Linked DNA regions of Homo sapiens: region 2 is linked to region 1. A link is an interaction called in ENCODE POLR2A ChIA-PET data of the cell type or tissue named here. Cell type or tissue: GM12878. All regions are shown on one strand. Each heading gives the region's core, and the rest is flanking DNA. Links, peaks and the distances in the headings are about the cores only.

Region 1 (8,249 bases), core at 1,760-6,759:
TGATGCTAATGAGGAATTTTGCTTCAAGATACTTTTAAAAACGTACATGAGGAAGAATTGTTTGCTTTGAGTATTTTAAGATGTAAATGCAGCTACTTCTAAAAAGAAAGAATAATCCTGAGGAAAAGGCAATCGTGACCTATGACAATGGATGGAGAATTAAATCCTGCTTCCATCTATCATATGCACTGAAGAGGGACGTGGGAGCAACTTCTGCCTCGAAAGGAGCCTTGTTTGCTCACTAACACAGTGGGCGTTAATAAGTCTCTGCTGCCCCTGTGGTTTTGTTTCAGTCATTTTAAATCAACCCTGGAACCAGGCAGAGTATACATTAATACAAGGCATTATTCTCCTTCAGCTGTAGTTAAGGGTGCTTGCATGCTGTCACTGTTGTGATAGAAGCCTGTTTGCTTCTGTCCCAATAGTGAGGGCAGAAAACTCTCCCTATGAGGAAAGAAAGCTTTCCTGAGTCACACACACAGCTGCCTCCCTCCCTGAGCTTGGCAGCTCCTATAATAAGTTTCTAGTTTGGAACGTAGTACAGATCAGGAAAAAAGCAGGAAAGAGTAGAGCAGGAAGGACATGGGGTGACATTTTTGCCTTAGTGCTTCACTACAATATGCCTTAAGTAGCGAGCCACCAAACCCTAATGATTCTTCCTTTTCTTCCATATAGTGAATGCCTCACTCTGGGGCTTTCCTTCCTTGTCTCTATACCTAACAGCAGTAGCCTGGGAACTAGTCCCTCTGCCTGCACTCTACTGCTAGCGCCATCTTTCTAAAGCACCGCTTTCATCATGTTGACCTTCTCATCACACTGTGCTCAAAAACCTTTCAGGCCTCCTCATTCCCCAGAAGATAAAGGTCACTCCTTGGACTGGAATTGAGGCCCTTTGCAATCTGTCTAGAGCGTTGTGTTCAGCCACATTGGATGGGAAGAGTTCATTCTAATCAGACTGATCTGTGATCCTCCCAGCACACTGTATACTGTCTTCCTCCATACATTTCCCCAGGCATTCTCTCCACCACTCTTCTTCATCTAAATCCTACTCTTCTTTCCAGACAGTTCACTTTCCACCTCCTCCTCCCTATCTTATGAGCATTAAACAAAAGAGTCTTAAGGAAGTAGGAGCAAGGCGCCAGACACAGGGGAACCTCATGATAATTTCACCCCCTTTTCTGCCACTTGGTCTTGGTTTTACTTGGCAAATTAATTCTGCTGACAGCTTTGCCACTGATGTTTTTTAGATCAGTGTGTTTAATCACCTGTCCCTCTCATCTGACACCAAACACATTGCATGGAGTATGTGCCATATGAATAAAGCCTTTTAAAGCATGTCACTGAATAGTGTACATTAAACAAGAATATTAAATTTCTTAAAATGGAATGAATAGGAAAGGGAAAAAAGATGTGGCTGGAGTCAGAGTAGCTGAGATTTCTCAATAGGGGATGCAAACCTTCTCCCACAGAAAGAGCTAACTTGCTTTAAGATACTGATTTCTGAATGCCCCTCCAGATATTATTGCACCAAAATTTGTCACAATAAATCTTATATACAGTAAATCTGGAAAATCTCTTAGTCTTAGAGGGTGAGAAAGAGTATCTAATATAACTCCAACTCACCATGTCTGCACATCAGAATCACCCGTAGCATTTTTGACAACAGCGACTACCTAGGCCTCACACCAGACCTCCTAAATGAGAATCTCTGAGTTGCAACCCAGTCATCTGGTTTTTTTAAGTATGCCACAGAAGATTTTGATCTGCATCCAGAATTTGAAATCCAGGATTTGAAAGCCAGAAGTTAATGATGGACAGTATGTATTTGATTACAACTTCTCAGAAACTTTGTTAAGCAGTTGATATGCATTTAGTGACTACAGTCTTGAGTCATTATCTCCATTTTCACAGGTGAGGATTCTAAAGCTTGGGAAAGTGAAGTAGCCCAGTGCCATCCAGCTAGTAAATAAGCCTCATTAAATAGAGGTCTAATACCAAGTTCCAACCTGTAGTCACATTCTCCATCTGTCTTTATTATAATTAGACATTATTTCAATATGTGGCCATCAGTCTCTTTCCCAGCAATAGTTCCCTCTCTTCAAAATGTGATTCCGTTTTTTGGAAGTCCTGGGACCACCCAGGGCAAGAGTTTCGCAGCTCAGTTTTCCTCTGATTGGCTATTTGTTGTCCTAGTCTATTTCTGATCAGTGAGGACCAGTATTCCCAAGACCTTCCCCATGTAATGGGCCAACTTCTATGTTTTGCATCCTTATAAAGAGATCGATACTAATGGCAACTAAGCTTTTTCCACGTGCAAGATGAGCCTGGCCACCCTGGAAAACCTGAGTGCAGTCCTGGGTAATGTTTCTGGAGAAGGGCATTATTCATTCCTCCTAGATTTCAAAACTAAAAGGATTGCCCACTATAAGTTAAAAAAAAAAAAAAAAGTCACCTGAGACCTGAGTAATGACATGGGAGACTTATTAGCCTTACCAGTCAGTTAATGCTTTTCTACCCTTTGAATACAGGGTTTAATTTTTCAATGCATTTTCACATCTCTTACCTCATTTTCTCTCACAACTCACAGTCATTCCTGCACTGCAGTTTCCTTACAGATAAAATACTTATAATCAAGTTCCATCAAAAGGAGTGATGTGAGAGTTAATGAGTAAATGGGCTTAAAGTATCATAAGCATCTTGAATGAAAGGTACACACTGTTTTTACTGTTATTAATATAATGCAGTTCATCCATTACAGATCTGACAGGGATCACAGACAGCAGCTCTGACCTTATTTACTGGCCAGGCCAGAGAGGGTCTGCGTAATGGCCCCAGAGACAGACACCCTCAAGAGAAACAAAAAAACCACAGTTAAGGTCCGAAACAACCAGAAAGCCAGCCTCACTGCGGTATAGTTGGGTGCTTTGAAACTAACTAGGAATATTGTATGGTCAAAATACGGAATGGACACCAAGTCAAAGACCTTGGGAGAGGAATAAGTGACAGCCATGTTTAATAGATGAAACAAAATCTAGTGAAATTAGAGGGCAGCCACAAACCAGACACATGAATATGTAATTTGCTAGCTGCCAGGTTCTGCATTCTCACACTCTGGCAGATGACAAGGCACTTCTAAATACACAGAGAAGCTTATTTAACTCATTGCAGATCATCCTTGGAAGAGCCATTTCAAGTGAGGCAGGGAATTAAATTAATGTCAAACCCCCCGAAAATATTGATGAGATAGTTACAAATGTATGTGAGTTGTCTCAAATGCTACCTTTTACTGCTATAATTTAAGTTCCTTACTCCATCAAGTGGTCTTTAAAAATTATTTCCTATTTCTCTTCTATCTTATAATTCAGAGAGCTAAGGTTTTCAGTCAATGTTAATTTTCTTTGAAGGATTTTCAGAGGGTAGTATTACCACATACAGACCCCTGAAATTATTATTTTCGAGTAAGGCTGATTCTTTTTCTTTGTAGCCTAGAAGAAAAGAGATCTATGTAATCGCAGTGTCAAAATGTCAAAAGACTGAGATAGGTTGAAAAAACGAAGAAGAAAAGAAAAGAAAACACAAAAAACCTTAAAGGCATTCGTGCAGTCCTCAGCCTTACAAATCTTTGGCTCACATAAAATACTTGTGACATGCTATAATTAACTAGTTACTCCTCTCAGAATGAATAATAATGCAATTATTTGCCAAAAGCAGTGAAGGGATAGTTTCTGTTTTCAAAAACGTGTGCTTTTCATTTCTGCAGAAAGAAAAACCCTTGATTAATTTACATAAGTTGGTAAAGTGACCTGCAGTTTCACCATTACATTATATGATAATTGCTACCTTTTTTCTTTTTCTTTTTTAATCTTCAAAACGTATTTTTAATTATTTATTTAGAGACGGGGTCTCACTATTTTGCCCAGGTTGCTCTCAAATTCCTGACCTCAAGTGATCTTTCTGCCTCAGCCTCCTGAGTGGCTGGGACTACAGGCATACACCACTGAACCTGGCTCTTCTGTCACCTTTTTATCAGAGCCTTATGTTTTTCAGTGGTTTAATGTAGCAATAAACTGACAAGTTGCTATCATGTTCAAATTATATTGGTGCCTGAAACTGTACCCAAATACCACAAATGAGAAGTAGTAGCCTGCCTGGTGAAAACATTTTCTTGCCCCAGTTGGACTTTGATGCCATCAAGATTACTAACTGTTTGTTTCCTGTTTCCTTTGTCTGTGGAAACACAAATAAAAGGAGGACAGTGAGCCTTAGTTCTTCAGGAACCCCCTCTCCTTTGGAGACCCCACATCTGCCAAGTAGCACAAAGTTATCTCTCCTAGGTGTTAATATATAGCACAATGAATATTTTCAACTCTTTCAACACCATCTGCCATTCTCAGTAATTTATTCAACAACCATTTATTGAAGATGTTTGTAATGCACTGTACTAGGTACCAGGATGTCAAAGGTAAGTAAAACACCTTGCCCTTGAGAAGGTTGCAGAAAAGTAGAGGTATAAACAAGTAAACAGGTGCATTACCAATGCAGTAAATGCACCATGGAGGTGAGTGTGAGCCCCCCCCCCACACACACACACAAATTTTTTCACTCATATAAACACACAAAACCACCTCTACCCCATGAATGTAAACTTCCCCAAATTCCTCTTTGAAAGTTTTGAAGCAGACACCTGGAAAAAAATTAATGCTAAAACTCTCTAATTTTGTAATTTCAGTAGAGTTCATTGAGCTATACATTTGTGTGTTTGTGTGTATGTGTATTTGCGTGTAAATATTAGTTTTCATGTGGATCTTTATATAGCATTTTATTTAAGGATAAAATATTTTGAGCAACTGATGCTTTAGATAGTCAGGTTAATCTAATGCCCATAAAATTAGTTACTAATTCTAAAACCAGGTTTTAATTTGCAATGTCTTAAAACTAACATTCACTGATATATCCCAGTGATGCACAAAAAGTCTGGATTGCTTGTTTGAGAAGACAAGGACCAAGAGTCAATATGATTTAAATTCATAAAATCATGACATATTCCAAGAGTAGACATAGCCTTGGTTTTCAAATCCTATTTACTCAAAGGATTCCTTTAATCAGAGAGTGATAGGAATTTGGGTCTGTGATAGGAGTTTGGGTCTGTCTTTCTTTGTACTTTCAGTATGTAGAACAGGGCAGGCTCTGACATCAGACTGCCTAAATTTGAATTTAGGCTCTTCGATTTTCAAGCTGTGAGACTTCTCCAAGTCTCAATTTTCTTATCTGTAAGATGGGCATAGTAATAGTAACTTTTAGAATAGCAACCTTTCTTTAAGAATGTAAAATTGTTAGTGTATTCATTCATTTCATTTAGCTATCCAACATGTAGTTATTGAAAGTTTCATGTGTGCAAGATATTGGGCGGGTTGGGGATTGCAAAGATAATTCAATCACTGCAAATAGAGATCAAGATGGACTTAGAGTTTCAGACCATGGTCTTGGAATCCTGCATGTTTTTCTGACTGAATAAGCTTAATAGACATATATACATGGAATATAGTAAATAATGATTATGTAATCAGAGTTTATTGGTCTTTTGGAAACATAGAAATGGTAGGTCCTTGGTAATCCAGTCACAACATTTCCTTTTCCCCAAGCTTCATCGTTTTTGTGTTTTGTTTTGTTTTGTTTTTGAAACAGAGTCCCACTCTGTTGCCCAGGCTGGAGTGTAGTGGTGGGATCTCAGCTCACCGCAACCTCCGCCTCCCCCGTTCAAGTGATTCTCCTGCCTCAGCCTCCTGAGTAGCTGGGATTACAGGTGCCCAACAGCACATCTGACTACTTTTTGTATTTTTAGTAGAGTCAGCCTTTCACCGTGTCGGCCAGGCTGGTCTCCAACTGCTGAACTCAGGTGATCCGCCCACCTTGGCCTCCCAGGGTGCTGGGATTACAGGCATGAGACACCACGCCCGGCCAGCTTATTGTTTTCAAGCCATTTTAGCAAATCTTTGAAGTTTCTTCCACTTATTCACAAAAAAAAAAAAAATATTCTCCATAGATTTCCAATTTCCAGTGATTGCTGAGAGTCACAGGAAGTATTTTTAAAATGTACTCTTGCATTTATTTAATATATGCAAGTATATAGAGTAGGGAGCAAAGATGGAAGTTAATGATGAGGATATGCAATTGAGAAAAAGACCAATATAATCCATGCATTCCTGAAGCTTATATCCCAGGGAAACTTTCACCTCAAGGAATGAATCTATGTCCTCCTCTTGGGCTGAGAATAAAAACATCAACCATCTATACCTGTTTCTTAGCCATTCCATGAAAGGCTTTATTTGAGGCAACAAGAGCCAGGAATTTTGAGAGGAAACAAATCTTAAAAGGAGGCCTTGAGCAAGCGATGCTAGGAAAGGAAAGGGGGAAGGATGTCAGCAGCAGAAAAGCTGTGGGACCAAAATCAGATTAGTCAAACTGAAAAATAATAAATAAATAAATAAATAAATACACCAATTGGAGAATCTTGTAAAATATCCCACACAATTGTTCAATTTGGTGTTAAAGCTTAAGTGAATTTTTCAGTGAAACACTGATTCTAACCAGTCCAATTCAATCAAATTTTATCTTTCTGTCTGTATTAGTCTGTTTTCACCCTACTGATAAAGACATACCCAAGACTGGGCAATTTACAAAAGAAAGAGGTTTAATGGACTCACAGTTCCACGTGGGTAGGGAGGCCTCACAATCATGGCAGAAGGTGAAAGGTGTGGCAGCAGACAAGAGAAGAGAGCTTGTGCAGGGAAACTTCCCTTTATAAAACCATCAGATCTCATGAGACTTATTCACTATCATGAGAACAGCAAGGGAAATACCTGCCCCCATGATTCAATTATCTCCCACCAGGTCGCTCCCACAACACATAGGAATTATGGGAGCTACAATTCAAGATGAAATTTAGGTGGGGACACAGACAAACTATATCACCATCTCTATTCCCTTTGCACCATTTTGTCATGCTATCAAATGGGTTTCTGAACTGCCAATTACTTTCTGTCTATATATATATGTGACTTTTTCACTGAAACATTTAGAAATGTACACTGTATATATATATAATCTATTTACAAAACATTTACAAAAACATAAATATTAATAAAAATGTAAAATATATATATAGTGTACATTTCTAAATTTCTTTGGACTTAATTTGGATATACCGTCAAAGCCCTAATATCTTATCTAATTTACCATTTAGGTAGACAAGTGACAGAACATACCTTTCTGTTTTTCAGTTGCTAACAAACAACTTTATAGAAGACCTTGAAGGAGATAATTCCTAGAGTCTAACACAACAACAGTCAGAATCTAAACTGGTTTGAAGGCAAAAGAAACTACCTTTTTAAAAATGCAAATGTCAACCTCCTCACTCCTTTTTTATTTAATACAATGATTAAGGCTTGGCCTACAGAGTCACTTATCCACATCCGCTCTATAAGAACCAGAAGCTCTTTGAACATGTAGGCAGCTCCTGATCTCAGGTTTTCAGATGCCAAGAATCAGCTGAGGTAGCAATGTCATGTTCCAGTAGCTTGTGATCACATGGCAACATCAAAGCTAAGGTAGGAACACCGCTCCTCAATGAGTTAAGTGTTTAGAGATGGTTGCCATCTGTTGTAGCTATTTGTTCCTAAATAGGTAAATGTAAAAATAACCAGGCATTCCTACAGCAATTCTCTTACAAAATAAATAAATAAATAAGTAAGTTCATTAGCACATTTTCTGCCAGCATTTTTAAACAGCAATCTAGGTAATTCTGACACAGATGGTCTAAGGACTACACTCTGAGATGCACTGGTGTGTATACAAAGCCTCTCTCAATCAACAGACTGATCAAGCAGTGATTCCCAGGAATTGAGTCTGGTGCCAGGATGACTACTTAAGAATATAGAATGTTAGAAGCTACCCTAGATTTACTGGAGCCCAGAAATCTGCTTATGAATCTGTATACTTAAAAGTTCTCCAGGAGATTCTAATAACACAGTCTGTGGTATTAGAGAGAGGGGGTTGGGTTTTAGCTTAACAAATCTATGAGTGGGACCTTATTCCACAATTTACTAGTGTCTAACCTTATGTAATGTCTTTGGTCTGTAAAACAGCTGTTGTGAGGATTAAATAAAGCAATACATGTTGAGAGTCTAGCATGTAGTAACCTGCTTGCCATTGTATGCCTAGCTCTCAGTAAAATATACAGAAGTAAAAAT
Region 2 (8,249 bases), core at 1,870-6,869, 81 kb after region 1:
TACTAAGAAGTTATGGAAATTCTGTTGAATTTCTTAAAGAGTACTTTTCTGTTATCAGATAGATGTATGTATGGATGAAATTATATGGTATTCAGGATTCACCTTAAAATATTCCTAGAAAAAAGAACTGAGGGAAAAGGATAGATATAACAACAACAAAAAAGAAAGCAACATGTTGCTAAGATGGGTACACAGTAGTTTATAACCTTTTCTCTCCACTTTTGTGTGTTTGAAAACCTCCATAATAAAGCTAAAAATTAATCAAGAAGGGAATATAGAAATAAGCATATGTCCAAAGGGAAACCACTGAGTGCTATTTATTTAGACTTTCGAAACATTTTGACAAAGTTTCACACCAACATTTTACACACACACACACACACACACACACAGTGGGTTTCAAGTTTGTAGGTGATATGAAACTCACTTCAGTAGTGAACTGTCTGAGCTTACAGGGAAAATAAAATACAAACAACTACAACATCAACACTTCCAACACTGCCTAAGTAGAAAGAAAACTGGTGTATGATCTTTAACATGTGCCATTGTTAAAGGATTAACCTTAGAGAACAGTGATATAGACATATATGTGTAAGATATGAGATCTTATCAATTACTAAAAGTCTAAACCAATGTTTAGAAAGAACTAGAAACAATTTTTCCTAAAATCAGCTTACTTTGCTTCTGTAGTTAAGGAGAAACACAATGCTGGGCACCCCTAGGAAAGGGTTTTGGAAATAAAACATTTTTAAAATTAGATATGTCTGAGGCAGCAAAGTATCTGCTTTTCCTGGATGAATTCACATCTCAATGACAGTACAACTAAACTGAATGAAGTATAGAGAGCAGCATGTAGAATCATTAGAGAGGTTGACTAGACTCTGTATCAAGATAGACTCAAACAATTAAAACTTCTAAGCTGAGAAACACAAAGCTTAGGTGATATATTAAGATCAATATTTATTGAGTAAAAAAAGCATACAAAATGACTGAATGTGGCTTCATTTACCAGTTCCTAGAACTAAGGACTTCTTGAAATGTTACCTCTTTAGTTCTCAAACTAAATTAATAAAACACTATACGGTGTGAGTAAACTTTAAAAAGATGTTACCCCCAAGAAAGTGTTGCAACTAAAAGTACAAAGGCATGGAAAGTAAAGTTTCCATACATTTATGTCCAAGTTATTAAAGATCACTGGTAGATACTTAGAATAACAAATCCACTTTTTTGTAGAGAAGAAACTAATAAGATCAAAAATACTACAATATTTCTTGGTACCCCTCAGAGTTGGAATAGTAAGCTACATGGACAACTCTAGTGTACACGTATTGGATTAGCTTCATCTTTGATATATTGGTGTCACTTTTCTCCTTCACTATAATTGAACATTAACTATGACACCAAACTTTTAGTTGCATAGTTCAGTATCACAAACCATAACTTTACTATGAAGAGACAATCAACTACAACTCATGTAACAAAAAGTGTCCATTAAAAGTTCCAAATATTTGTTTTGTTATATTATTTGTATACAAAGAGTTTAACTCATCATTGACTAGAAAATTAGCATTAATAAATTATTTTCTTTAGTTTTTCCCTAAGAACAATTAGCAATAATTTTATGAACATTAGTTGGCTAAATCCTTTACTCATCCTAAAAGATGATATTTCAATAAGATATTATTATTTTAATGTGTTATTCACAGTATTGACTTCTTTTTTTTTTTTTTTTTTAAAGTTGAGTCTTGCTCAGTTGCCCAGGCTGGAGTACAGTGGTGCGATCTCAGCTCACTGCAACCTCCCCCTCCTCCGTTCAAGTGATTCTCCTGCCTCACTCAGTCTCTCAAGTAGCTGGGATTACAGGCGTGTGCCACCATGCCCGGCTAATTTTTGGATTTTTGGTAGAGGCAGGGTTTCACCACGTTGGCCAGGCTAGTCACAAACTCCTGACTCAGGTGATTTGCCTGTCTCGGCCCCACAAAGTGCTGGGATTACAGGCGTGAACTACCCACACCTGGCCATCACAGCACTGACTTCTAAATCCCAAGAAATTAAGTGTGAAATAGGTAACTCATTTCATCAAATAACCAAGAACAGTTATTTTATACTCAGGGAAGCTAGTGTAAATAAACATTAGATGACAACAGGAATGTTGGCCTTCAAAATATCTGCTTATTTTACCTAGCTTTAAAATTATCACAGTATTTTCCAATTATCATAATCTATACGAAAAATATCATCTAATCGTCATACTCCAAGAGAAATATTTTCATGCGATATATCTGGAAAGACAGCATAATTTTCTAATCTCTCTCAGTATTGCTTCTTTGCAGGTTCATTTTATTTTAGACAGCTGAAACTTTTATTAGTGAATTTATAAGTTATAAAACCAAATGTGAGATTAAAGTCAAACTTTAATTTGTCCCAGTTGTCTTTCTCTGCAGATTGTAGTAAAAGTTTTATGTCTCATCCACAATAGGTAAAGGGAGCCTGGTGCTCCGTTCAGCCACACACTTGTCCAACTTGGTACAGTGTCCCTGACCCAGCTTCTGACTCAATCTCTACACTCGCTTGCCCATCTTAGGTAAATAGCAAAAATACAAAAGCCTCATCATTATGACCAGTATTAACCTTTGCTAAATAATAACCTTTGCCTGTGTACTGTTCTAAGAAGAAAATTATTTAGTTAAAATGACTATTATAACTAGAAATGTAATAGTGGTGATTCTGGTTAGTAGTTTTATTGGTAATTTTATTTCCTTCTTTACATTTTTTATTTTTCAATTTTTCTAATATAGATAAATTGATTTATAATCAGGAAAATCACGAAGAGGATTTTAAAATACATGCCACAATTTTCCATTAATCTGGAAGCAATATTTATAGTCAAAAATATCTCACTGGCAAAGAAGTTTTCAAGTCTGGTGTCTTATAAAATCTGATTTTCTCTAAAATAGAAATTACACTTGTTTTCTATCCATGAGGAAGTTGCGAATCAAAATCTTTAACAAGAAGAACAGACTAAAAAGATGTATGGGGATCCATTTTAATTTTTGATGAACATATAACATCACTACCTACTATATCTTATGTCTGGGTAGACAGAGTTAGAGAAGGGCTCAATTATCACAGCACACATAGGATACCACTATTTCCGTGTCCAAGTGATTCTGATGTATTCTGAATCATGAGACGGGGCTTGACGTTTGAGAGTAAAATGCCTCAGAATCTCAAAGAGGACTTTGAGAATTCTCAGGGTCCACATACAAATACACACACACACACACACACACACTACATATATATATCCAAGCAAACTAGGTGGGAATTTCACTTTACCTCATTCACCTAAGGAATCTCAATCAGTTGTTCCCTAAATAGCAAAGTACAGACTCAGCAAAAGGACCCAAGAATTATTCACAAATTGTTTATGGCTGAGTGAGCTTACAGAATGCTGGTATATGCTGAGCACACAGCTATTTGTCATAAAGCCATCAATCAAATTCAGTTGATAATAGAAATCCCTAAATAAATGAATTACAGAAATCAATGAGTCTGCTATTCTTACAGAGTTTAAAATCACTGAAAAATTTACCATGGATTTAGGAGGCAATTAAATAGTGGGGCATCAATATTCCCTTATTCATTTCACAGCTCATTCAGCCCTAACTGCTTTGTTTATCAAAGACCCAAGGAGACCGCTAAAGGCAGACTCTACTGGGGTCACCTCAAGATAAAGAGAATGAAGGCAAAGGTCAAATCAAGTTACCTCATCTATGAGCTCCTAATTCTAAAATAAAGTGAAGTTCCTTGGGGCCCATCCAATCATACCTACCAATACAGACCCAGGTCTCCCTGACCTATTATCTCAATTAGTAGGTCCAGATGGAAAGAAAAAATGAAAGCCCACAGGCAATCAAAAACTCTCACATTCGCTGTTAAGTTTCACTTCACTTTTTCCTTCTCATTACTAAGAGAAACAATGACTTTCTTGAGTCTCATCTTTTCTCTTTGTTCCATTCCAAAGCATAATGATCAACACCTGAAAGTCACAGATGACACTCAGTAGAGAGAAACAAAAGGCACAGATAATTATAAATGCAATAATACACACGGAAGTGAGTTGGTTCAACAAACATGTTGGTATGAAGCCCAGATTGACCAATGTAGTCCAATACTGGGTTGAAGGGAAGCACATGTACTTACCTAACAATAAAGCTAAATTTCTTCATCATGCAGTGTGAAAAGTATTGTGTCCGGAACTGGTGGGTTCTTGGTCTCACTGACTTCAAGAATAAAGCCGCGGACCCTCGCGGTGTTACAGCTCTTAAGGTGGCGCGTCTGGAGTTTGTTCCTTCTGATGTTCGGATGTGTTTGGAGTTTGTTTCTTCTGATGTTGGGATGTGTTCGGAGTTTCTTCCTTCTGGTGGGTTCGTGGTCTCGCTGGCTCAGGAGCGAAGCTGCGGACCTTCGCGGTGAGTGTTACAGCTCTTAAGGCAGCGCGTCTGGAATTGTTCGTTCCTCCCGATGGGTTCGTGAAGCTGCAGACCTTCGTGGCGTTACAGCTCATAAAGGCAGTGTGGACCCAAAGAGTGAGCAGGGGCAAGATTTATCGCAAAGAGCAAAAGAACAAAGCTTCCACAATGTGGAAGGGAAGCCCAGCAGCTTGCCACTGCCGGCTCGGGCAGCCTGCTTTTATTCTTTTATCTGGCCCCACCCACATCCTGCTGATTGGTCCATTTTACAGAGAGCCGAGTGGTCTGTTTTGACAGGGTGCTGATTGGTGCATTTACAATCCCTGAGCTAGACACAAAGGTTCTCCACGTCCCCACTAGATTAGCTAGATACAGAGTGTCCACACAAAGGTTCTCCACGTCCCCACCAGAGTAGCTAGATACAGAGTGTCCATTGGTGTATTCACAAACCCTGAGCTAGACACAGGGTGCTGATTGGTGTGTTTATAAACCTTGAATTAGATACAGAGTGCCGATTGGTGTATTTACAATCCATTAGCTAGACATAAAGGTTCTCCAAGTCCCCACCAGAGTAGCTAGATACAGTGTCGATTGGTGCATTCACAAACCTTGAGCTAAGACACAGGGTGCTGATTGGTGTGTTTACAAACCTTGAGCTAGATATAGAGTGCCGATATAGATCCCTTAGCTAGACATAAAGGTTCTCCAAGTCCCCACCAGACTCAGGAGCCCAGCTGGCTTCACCCAGTGGATCCCGCACCGGGGCCGCAGGTGGAGCTGCCTGCCAGTCCCATGCAGTGCGCCCACACTCCTCAGCCCTTGGGTGGTCGATGGGACTGGGCGCCATGGAGCAGGGGGCAGCGCTCGTCGGGGAGGCTCGGGCCGCACAGGAGCCCACAGAGGCGGGGGTAGGCTCAGGCATGGTGGACTGCAGGTCCCGAGCCCTGCGCCACCCGAAAGCAGCTAAGGCCCGGCGAGAAATTGAGCACAGCAGCTGCTGGCCCAGGTGCTAAGCCCCTCACTGCCTGGGGCAGCGGGCCCGCCGAGCCCACGGCCACCCGCAATTCGCGCTGGCCCGCAAGCACCGCGCGCAGCCCCGGTTCCCGCCCGCGCCTCTCCCTCCACACCTCCCGGCAAGCTGAGGGAGCCGGCTCCGTCCTTGGCCAGCCCAGAAAGGGGCTCCCACAGTGCAGCAGCGGGCTGAAGGGCTCCTCAAGTGCCGCCAAAGTGGGAGCCCAGAAAGGAGGCGCAGAGAGCTAGCAAGGGCTGTGAGGACTGCCAGCACGCTGTCACCTCTCAGTATGATACTGTTTAAGATACAAGCAGTGGAATAAGACTATTAACTCTTTTAGGAGTAGAAACCCAGCCAGAAAGGGCTCACAGCAGATGGTGATCTAGGAATTGGTGGCTAGATAGATGCCTTTGAAGAATAAGTTAAATTTAGTCAACAAAAAAGGAATGGAGGGCAACTCATGTAAAGTTCACAGTATGTGCAAAAGAACAGAATGTAGAATAACCTAGTGTGTTGGGAACTGTTAATAATTTGGTGTGGCTGGAATGTAATGTGGACAATAATGAGAGCACTGTCCTGTAAGTATATGTATATTATCCAACCATCCACGTAATGGGAGCTATTTACAGAGATAAGTCTGTTGGGGTTCCCTGAGTTGAGTAATTTTGGTCCAAATTGAAGTTCTGCTATCACCCCATATTCAACTGGTGCTGCCATGCTGCATGATTGACTTCCATTTGTGCTTCATCATAAGCTCTGCTCACCTTGCTTACAAACACTTAGAAGGAAAATTGACACTGAGGGAGCCAATGAATTTTTATAAAAATGCAATTCCTAACAGGGCTTTATTGCCGAAAATACAAATTAAGGTCTTTCTTCCCTTCCTCATCCTTATCCATCATCTTCCTCCACACTCCAGTCAAAGATGCATTCCAAATATGCACTCACAAACTCAGTTTTGTCTTTTTGAATACGCTGTGATTATAGGGATTGTATTGTATTTATAGCTTTTCCTAGGTAACTGACAGCGGGGCTTGCCTACAAGTGATTGATGAACAGAACAATCAATCAATCAGTTCATCTGCTTGCTGCATTGAAGGCAAGGGTGGAAGCATATGCCATGTGCAGGCAGCCAGTTGAAGCAATGGAATATATTGTACATTGTCTGCAATTTTAATGGCCAAAGAGGGGAAGGCAAATGAGAAATCATAAGCATTTATCCTTGCATGAATTCTAACTAAAAATAAAATAATGGTAAGGTTATATCATTTACAATGTCTTGGCTACAAGAAATGGAAAATGTATTGTCTAAGCAATAAGGAAAATGTATTCTCTCACATGAGAAGTCTAAAGTTCCAGAGTTGATTAATTCAGTGTTTTAACAATGACATCTTTTTTATCTGCCATCTTCGTTCTTTTAGTCCTGATTGCCGTATTTGTGATTATAGTTTGGTGTTGTAGCTTCAAACGTCACGGGATCACATAATATTCAAATGCCAGATTGGAAATTAGGGTACCTCCTTTTTCAATATATTCCTCATGTTTCTTTGACCAAATTGTACCACATGCCCAGTCCTTAGCCAATGACAGTCAAGGGAACTGGAATTCTTGTGCTTGCCTTAGCCACAGATTAATCAAGATCCACCTTATTGAGAGGCATCCTCCAGAAATGTGAATGAAATAAGGATCTGAAGCAAGGAATTAAGGGGTGGAGAAACACAAGTAAGGTTTGTTGTTAAATAAGCAACCAACAGTGTCCACAATAGCCAATGGCCTATTTAACTTTATTTTATCACACTCATCCAACTCCCAAGGGGTTAAATAAACAACAGGTTAACCATATTTTACCCAAAAAAAGGCATACGTGTATTTACCTTTAAGAAAGAATAAATGAATAAATAATACTTCAAAAAATAAGCAAGCAGGAGGAAGATTATAAAAATAAGAAGATTATAAGGAATTTTAAGCACCATGATCTTTGAGTGAAAAAATGCCATGATCCACTATTATAAATTATTTTTCCAAAATTAAAATTAAAATGCTAGTGCTGCATTCAGGTGTAATAAGTCGAAGTTCCTTCATATATTTCTCTTGTTAACAGTAAAGATTGAAGAGTGATCATATGTAATAGAAGAAACAATAGACAAATAAAAACAGCCAGAGACCCAACTTCTAGCTACAGGCCTTATAATTACACTTGCTATGTCTGCAATCCTTCACCCAGAAATATGCAGGTTCTCACCAAGTCTTTAAGGATAACACTAATTAATTTGTTAATTTATTCAAAAGTTATTTTTGTGGGTAGAATAATTTAGCTCTAACCACAAGTTAATACAGTTTTAAGAAACCTTTCTGGAATTCAGTGCCTGTCACACATTTAGTGTTAATACCATGTTGCAATATTTAAAAGTTTATTAACATAAAATATTTCAAGCAATACATTTTTAAATTAATCTCAAATTAAATTGAAGATTATACCCATTAAGCATACCCTTTAAGAGTTGAATATCGGGCATGACAATCACCACTGGTTACCTAGCAACCATGGTACCTGCTCTTACATTATGTTTATCCTAAACACTAATGTAAAAATTAGTGATGAATATATATCCACTTCAAGTCTCTATTTACTAGAAAACTGCATTTTTTTAGTTATTATTGGTTTCATATTTTGCTATTCTGGCAAGCTGAATTTTAATGGAAGGTTGGGAGGGTGGTGTCCTGGTCATTAAGCTGCCGTCTACTCTCAACAAGCAGTCCTA

The links. Peaks named below come from ENCODE experiments on the same cell type or tissue, not always from the same donor. Only the 100,000 strongest peaks of a DNase experiment are listed, where the experiment ranks them.
Region 2: POLR2A ChIA-PET joins it to region 1 with 5 read pairs; 1 of 35 experiments calls an interaction of 5 or more read pairs at or near these places.

Annotation. Positions count from the first base shown.
Region 1 is chr2:192,000,259-192,008,507 of GRCh38, reverse strand. All of the region lies in intron 5 of TMEFF2 (transmembrane protein with EGF like and two follistatin like domains 2), which reads left to right. The region is part of intron 1 of CAVIN2-AS1 (CAVIN2 and TMEFF2 antisense RNA 1); the gene reads right to left. Among named protein-coding and RNA genes, the nearest start is that of CAVIN2, 160 kb to the right of the region's middle. RefSeq lists a silencer at 5,733-5,985. In GM12878, for the core only: no CTCF peak of the experiment used is centred there; DNase peaks (open chromatin) are centred at 3,689 and 4,047; H3K4me3 peaks cover 597 bases; H3K27ac peaks cover 1,047 bases.
Region 2 is chr2:191,919,002-191,927,250 of GRCh38, reverse strand. The region is part of intron 1 of CAVIN2-AS1 (CAVIN2 and TMEFF2 antisense RNA 1); the gene reads right to left. Among named protein-coding and RNA genes, the nearest start is that of CAVIN2, 76 kb to the right of the region's middle. In GM12878, for the core only: no CTCF peak of the experiment used is centred there; a DNase peak (open chromatin) is centred at 4,020; H3K27ac peaks cover 487 bases.